Linked DNA regions of Homo sapiens: region 2 is linked to region 1. The links are chromatin contacts, found by Hi-C in ENCODE. All regions are on one chromosome and are shown on one strand. The core of a region is the stretch at or near the end of the contact, and the rest is flanking DNA. Distances in the headings are between cores, read along the strand shown.

What was found. A loop is a pair of places that touch in the nucleus more often than their neighbours do. Pooled maps may share reads with other maps.
Region 2: a loop to region 1 is called in a map of B cell, with 20 times the contacts of the local background. The contact joins the promoter of JKAMP here to the promoter of CDKN3 in region 1. A Hi-C loop is called at or near these places in 2 of 168 maps with a recorded cell type or tissue (B cell and sciatic nerve) and 6 of 50 pooled maps.

The regions. Positions count from the first base shown.
Region 1 is chr14:54,395,161-54,398,872 of GRCh38, forward strand. It overlaps CDKN3 (cyclin dependent kinase inhibitor 3), which reads left to right and starts at 1,847. Exons shown (of 8, transcript NM_005192.4): 1 at 1,847-1,917. The coding sequence starts at 1,909.
Region 2 is chr14:59,483,015-59,486,632 of GRCh38, forward strand. JKAMP (JNK1/MAPK8 associated membrane protein) reads left to right here and starts at 1,503. Exons shown (of 7, transcript NM_016475.5): 1 at 1,503-1,579. The coding sequence starts at 1,576. It overlaps L3HYPDH (trans-L-3-hydroxyproline dehydratase), which reads right to left and starts at 1,394. Exons shown (of 5, transcript NM_144581.2): 1 at 795-1,394. The coding sequence starts at 1,302. RefSeq lists an enhancer at 1,469-1,748.

The sequences.
Region 1 (3,712 bases), core at 597-3,096:
ACACAAAAATTTTGTTTTCTAATTTGGCCTTTGATTTGATTTTGTTTTCTAATTTGGCCTGAGATAATCAGCCAATATGGTCACCATATTGAACAGCACAGATCTAAAAGGATTTCCCGAGTATGGAAAATCTCTGTGGGTGTCTAGGATGGTTAATTTTGTGCATCAGCTTGACTGGGCCATGGTGCCCAGTTATTTGGACAAACATTATTCTGGATGTTTCTGTGAAAGTGTTTTTGGATGAGATTTGCATTAAATTGGGAAACGTTGAGTAAAGCAGACTGCCATCCATAATATGGATGGGCCTCATCCAATCAGTTGACGAGCTGAATACAACAAAAGGCTGACCCTGCCCTGTGCAAGGGGTAATTCTGCCAGTAGACAGCCTTCAGACTTTACATGCAATATTGGCTCTTCTTTGTTCTACAACAGCTTTTGGACTCGAAGTACAGCCTTTCCTGAGTCTCCAGCGCACTGGCCTCCCCCCATCAGATTTTGGACTCTCCAAGCTTCCACAAGCACAGGAGCCAATTCCTTAAAATAAATCTGTTTCTATATCCATATATACACATCCTATTCATTCTTTATCTCTGGGCAACCATGACTAGCTAATACAGTCTCTAAATCAAACTGTGGTACCTTCTTTACTAAGGAATTCCTTCTAATAGCTCTATACCCATTGGCTTTCACAACATGAATCAGGGGTTGAAATTTCTGCATATTTTTCTCAGATCTGCTCCAGGCGACTTCCTTTCCCATGGCTAGTTAAATGGGGACTGGAGAAGGCGGAGAAATACTCACATTTTTAAAAGATTACAGCTAATTATGTAGACACACTGGCCCTTAGACCTATCTTACCTGGCATTTTATAATTTCCCTTTCACACAATATAATTTAATTCATATTTGGGGGACAGGAATATTGATCTACACTGTAACTTGTCTAGTTTCTGGAACGATAAACTAAAACTTCAAGCATATAAAATATGTTTATACTCTAAATTTTTAGTTTTTTCCCTAGTATTTGTATGTCTAGATATAATTACAAAGTCTATGTGATGTTTTTCATGTGACGATCCAATACAGTGCTTCCCTGAGCCCTTAAAAAATAAAAAATAAAAATACAACTTAAAGAAACAAAAACTCCCTACCGTAGCCGCTACAAGGGAGGCTAAGGCGGGAGGATTGCTTGAGGACAGGAGTTCGAGGCCAGCCTGGGCAACATAGTAAGACTTCCGTCACAAACACAAAAACTCCCAACCCGGGTTCGAGACCAGCCTGACCAACATGGAGAAACCCCGTCTCTACAAAAAATACAAAAATTAGTCAGGCTTGGTGGCACATCCTTGTAATCCCAGCTACTCGGGAGGGTGAGGCGGAGACTCGCTTGAATCCGGGAGGCGGAGGTGGCGGTGAGCCGAGATCGCGCCATTGCACTCCAGCCTGGGCAACAAGAGCGAACTCCGTCTCAAGAAAAAAAAAAAAATCACCTCCCAACCGTATGGACCACGCTGACATCCTGCCATCAAGAAGCAAAGCTTTCCAGCGTCCCCCAAGCGCTAGGGCCGCCTTCTGACTCTTCCGCCCCGCCTCCGCCCCCTGCACTCTCCCAACTGGCGGGAGGAGGGCGCCCTCCCAGCCAATCAACGTCCCACAGGGCCCGCCTCCCGCGCGTCTTTCAAAGGTCTTCTAGGAACCAGTCAGCGATTAGAGGCCGAGTCTTCGGCCACCCAAAGGCGGAGTAAGAAACCAGAAGCGGATCTGATTGGTTGCTGGAAGACGCCGCGCCCACCTCACAGAAGGACGAACCAGTGAGCTAAGCTGCGGGGCGCGGGCTCGGCCGGGGCACCGGTGAGTCGCCGGCGCTGCAGAGGGAGGCGGCACTGGTCTCGACGTGGGGCGGCCAGCGATGAAGCCGGTGAGTCGGACGTGCTGGGGTTTGGAGGAGCGAGGCGGCAGGGACGCAAGCGGTCCCGGGGACCCGATCCTGGGCCGGAGGGCAGCCCTAGCCTGGTAGCAGTGCGACTGGCGCCGTAACCGTTCTGCGGGTCGGGGAGGTGACTCGCACGGGCCCAGCACGGGCACGAGAGACGAAGGAGCAGGGTCGGTGGCCGACGAAGGAAAGACGGACATTCGCTGTGCACCTGCTGTGGGCTGTCACCTGTCCCCTGCGGGGTCTCATAAGCCTCCCAGCCGCCCAGCCAAAGAGGGCCGAGCCTCGTTGTACCGAGGAAACCGAGCCGAAGAGCTTGAGTGTCAGCGATGAGTGGGCGCGATACCCCAGCCCCGAAGGGTGGCCGGGCGCTACCTGCGCCCACAGGGCCTGGGGAAACCTTGAGTACGAATGCCACGCCGCGGCTTGTGGGCGACACCACCGCTGTCACCATGCCCCAGGGCCACCTGGCAATGCTGCTCTTTTCCCGTGACGTTCAGAATCACAGGGCCTGGGGAAGCAGAAACGTCCAGCTCTGTTAGGATTAATAAACCTGGTGAATGGGCCACACAAATTTGAAATATGAATCATCAAAGTTGCTTTAAAGAAAAAACAGATGCAGGCAAGGAGCTGAAGATCCCCCACCTAACCCATATTTCCTACTGCCCGGCTTGACAACCTACTGGAAGCCTTTCCTTTGGGTGCAGTTGATTATAATACTTCAGATAGAGCCAAAGCAACAGAAATCCATAGCCTAGGGCCGGGTGGTGTCTCGCGCCTGTAATCCCAACACTTTGGGAGGCCAAGGCGGGCGGATCACTTGAGGCCAGGAGTTGGAGACAAGCCTAGCCAACACGGTGAAACCCCGTCTCTACTAAAAATACAAACATTAGCTGAGCGTGGTAGTGCACGCCTGTAGTCCCAGCTACTCGGGAGGCTGAGCCACGCAAATAGCTTGAACCCAAGAGGCAGAGGTTGCAGTGAGCGGATATCACGCCACTGCCCTCCAGCCTGGGCGACAGAGCAAAACCCTATCTCAAGATAAAAGAAAGAAAGAAAAAAAAGTCCGTAGCCTAAATTAGCCGTCCTGTGATCTTCTAGTACCAAGACCGTTGTAGAATATAGCTTCAGAGCTAGAAAGAGCATTAGGTGCTTACAATTGCTAATCCCTATGTTGCCATGTGGAGGGACATCAGCTGTCCTTCACTCCTGGCCTCTTTCTCCACCTGTCCCCATTGAGTTATCTGATCCCCGAGTTTGGAAGGAACTGAACACCAGTATCTCAACTTTTTCTTTCCTTCTTTCTTGGGATCTACCTGCCTGCCTGCAGAAGGTGCTTTCTGGTCCACTCTCTGGCACACAGGAGCCCCAGACTGTCCATGGCCACCTGTGACTGGGTGGATACATTTGTCTAATTCTGGGGTGAACAAGGGGCAAGCCCACGTGGCAACAGCTTTAAGCTGCATACTCCATTTGATATACAATAATAAAACTCCATTTCTTTATCTTTCAATTGGTTTCAACTAGGGAGTGAGAAAAGGGTATGGGTTTTGTTCTGTTTTGTTTTTGTTTTTCTTTTTCTTTTGATTCCTTAAAATTTCAACAAGGAGTGTAGAAGTCTTCCATGTCAAAATGCTGCAGGATTAAGTTCCAACTGCTTAGATCAGCATACGAAGTCTATCTCAATCTCTCTAGTCTAGTGATTCATAAAGTTGGAGGCAGGTTATTTCACCTACACCACCCCCACCAAACTACTAGGCCATGTGGGGATGTTTTTTGA
Region 2 (3,618 bases), core at 253-2,752, 5.1 Mb after region 1:
AAGCTGTACAAGGATCTGTACTAGAGAATCCAGCAAAACCTTTTAATGGCTCAATAGGCCTAGGGAACTTTAGCGATCATATAAACCTTGCAATCTATCTCCAGGAATACAGTATCTTGCATACTCTCATTTAATCCTAACAAAAAAACTCTATGAGGGAAAAGAAGAAACACAGGCACAGAGAGATTAAGTAATTTGCCTAAGGTTGCACAGCTTTAGGGGGTTATCAGGATTTGAAACCAGGCAATGTGTGTTCCTGTTCTTAAAGAAAAGCAACATTCGTATCTTAATGATTTATAAACTGCTTTGTTCATTCATTCTCATTTAATTCTTCAAAGAAGTGGGGGAGGTGAGGAAAGGAGACCAGGTTTAGTAACTTATTAAGTGTGATTCTGTGTCTACCAAGCATATTCTCAGCCAGCCTGGAACCCTGGTACATTGGCTGTTCTTCGCTCTTTCCTTGACCCCACCGTACCTTGCTTTATCCACCGGTGAAATCTCTAGGAATGCCTCACCAGTGCAGAGGGAGGCGCTGAGTCAGGGTAACACGCAATTCCTCGCTCCTCAAGGGTCTCCCAAAACCACAGGCGGATGGGAGTCAGGGAAAATCGAAATTACACGCACCAAATACGCAAGGCTGCTGACACACGTTGGCAGTGATTTACCTTTCTATTAATTGCAAGGTTTCGCGGAGTAGGTTAGTTGCCAGAGTTCCAGCCCAGAAAAACCGTTAATGTAGTTAGTCGCGTCCCGGTTGCAGCTCTGCCCTGGGCTGGAAAGGTCCCGCCCATTACCTGTGGCCAGCACGAAGGCCGGGACGCTGTGGAAGCGCACCGGTCCGTGGCTGCGGCCGTCCTCGCATGCCACGAAGGCGGTCACCAGCCCGCAGGGGCAGTGGATATTGACGCGGGCCTCGCGGGTGCCCGCAGGGGGCGCCGGCACAAGCCCGAAGTCCAAAGCGAAGCGGCCCAGCGCCAGCACTGCGTGGCCGCACATGGAGCTGTAGCCCTCGTTGTGCAGGAACAGGACGCCCAGATGCGCGTCCGGCAGCTCGCTCGGGACTAGGACCGCCCCGTACATGTCCCGGTGCCCTCGGGGCTCGAACATGAGCCGTCGCCGCACGTGGTCAAGGTGCTGGCGCATGTAGCGCCGCTTGGCCAGCAGGGTGGGCCCAGACACCTCCGGACACCCCGCCAGCACGATACGCAAGGGCTCGCCGCCCGTGTGCATGTCCACCACCGACAGCACCGGCGTCCCTGGATCATGCGGGGGCAGCCGGGGCACCGCCAGCGCGCTCTCCATGGTCTGCGTCGGGGGAGACGAGTACGGTCCCGCAGCTATGGCTTCAAGCCCGACCCTCACCCACTGACTCCGCGGGAGGAGGGCGGGACGCTAACCAGCCACGTCCGGGGGGCGGGGTCTCGGAGCCTAAACCCGGAAGCGAGGGAGGAACTTCGGAGCTGTCGCCCGGGTTACCGGGAGGCGGAGCCGCCGAGCTCGCTGTGGCCCGGATGTTCGGTGCAGCTGCCAGATCCGCTGATCTAGTGCTTCTCGAAAAAAACCTTCAGGCGGCCCATGGGTGAGTGGTCGCCAAGATCCCGGGAAGCGTTTCTGGTAGTCCCGACTACTTTCCTACACGGCTGGCCTCGGGCTCGGCTCTTTGTAGGCGGCCTTCGGTTGGCGGCGCAGGCTCGCCCCTTGACCCCGCCCGCCCTCGGGCCGGGCTCCGCACTCCTGCGGGGTTGGGGTGGTCTGTCCGCAACGGGCTACTAGGGGAGGCGCGCTGTCTGCGGCGAAATGCCAGGTCTTTGTTGTTTGGTCCGAAATGTCTCTTCAGTCCCTTAGTTTAATGTCGAGGGAACACTTGCTTGAGGGTTGACTTCGGAATTGAAAACGCGGGTGATAGTGCAGAAAAAACAGTAAAGCAGAAGCAAGTTGCTGCATAATTTGTCTACTGCTTCAACCTCAAACGTAGATTTATAGCGCCCGTCACAAAGGGCAGGACCGCTGCAAAAAAATGGAATCTTAAAACTTTAGCCATCGTTCGCTAAAGGAAATGAAAGGAGAAATTCAACAGTCGCTTGGAGCCTGGGTTTTGCTTAGTAAGTGATAGGCTGTTTATTTCAGTTCAGTTTATCATACTGGTTTTCAGGCCTTGGATTTTGAGAAACTTTAGATTATTGATATTCACGTGTATTTATTAAGCATCTACTAGATGTAAAGCCCATACAGAAGTTTCCAATTCCTTACCTTCTGCATTCTTGAAAAACCTGAAATATTCATTTTCATGTATTAATTTAGAACATTGTGATTACAATTGGTTACAAAAAAAATAAGCGCCCATTAAAGAGGCCAGTGGGTTTAAAAAGCTAAGTCCGAAATTTGTTAAAAGCGAAAATATTAAACTGGAGGAATATTATTCAATGCTGTTTCTCTTTTTCTCTCAGCAGCATAAGGAGAAGGAAGTAAAAAGTCTGCTTGAATGTGAAAGGAGAGAAGGCACTGTAGACCAGGCAGTCTAGATTGTGAATTCGTGAATAATTTGGGAAATGATTGTTCAAGAATAGTCAAAAGATGCATAATTTTTCAAATTAATTCACATGTAGACCGCAGTTTGTTTTGAGACGGAGTCTCCTTCTGTAGCCCAGGCTGGAGTGCAGTGGCGCGATCTCGGCTCACTGCAACCTCTGCCTCCTGGGTTCAAGCGATTCTCCTGCCTCAGCCTCCCCAGTAGCTGGGACTACAGGCGCGCGCCACCACGTCAGGCTAATTTTTGTATTTTTAGTAGAGACGGGGTTTCACCATTTTGGCCAGGCTGGTCTGGAACTCCTGACCTCATGATCTGCCCACCTCGACCTCCCAAAGTGCTGGGATTACAGGCGTGAGCCACCTCACCGAGCCTGTTTGTTTGTTTTAATCAATGAATGAATGAAGGGAATCAGATGTCACTGATGAAGAAAACTTCCATAATTTCTTGTGAATAAGGTCAAAGACAACGTATTAGGTTCTTAGTTGTTGGGGTTTTTTTAAGTAAGGAATAGCTGCTTTTCCCCTAAGCCTTTAGATCAGGGGCTTAATTTTAATGCAGTGGTTTCTAAAATATTGGCCCAGTGACAGCCTTGATGAAATTTTCACTTATCCTCCACAAAAATGATAAAAGCTAGGACAATGTAGGAAACTTTTTATAAAGGTAATTTGCATACCTCTGTTATGAAATTATGTTCTCTCTGCTTTTCCCATGTGAAAATGTGTTCTGTTATGAACATAGGTGATAATGATAATTGTGTGTCTACATGTGGGTGCTTAATGTCCTGACTGGGCAAAATACAAGGTGGTGACCCTCTACTGGTGCTCTAATTTAAAAATATATGTATATTTGAACTTTATAATCAGTTAAACTCAGAAGTATCCTCTAATCATACCGGGTTAGGCTTTGAGTCCTGGAGATAGATCCTGCTCTGCTGGTTGAGGACCTTAATCATAAGGCACGGTATTAACAGCAAGGTTCCAGGATAACTGTCTGCAGTGTCACAGTGTAAAAGGAGAAATGTAAATTTAAAAATGCTTCAAGACTTTTGTCTAATACATATTATTCAAAAATTTGAAACTGTTATTTTT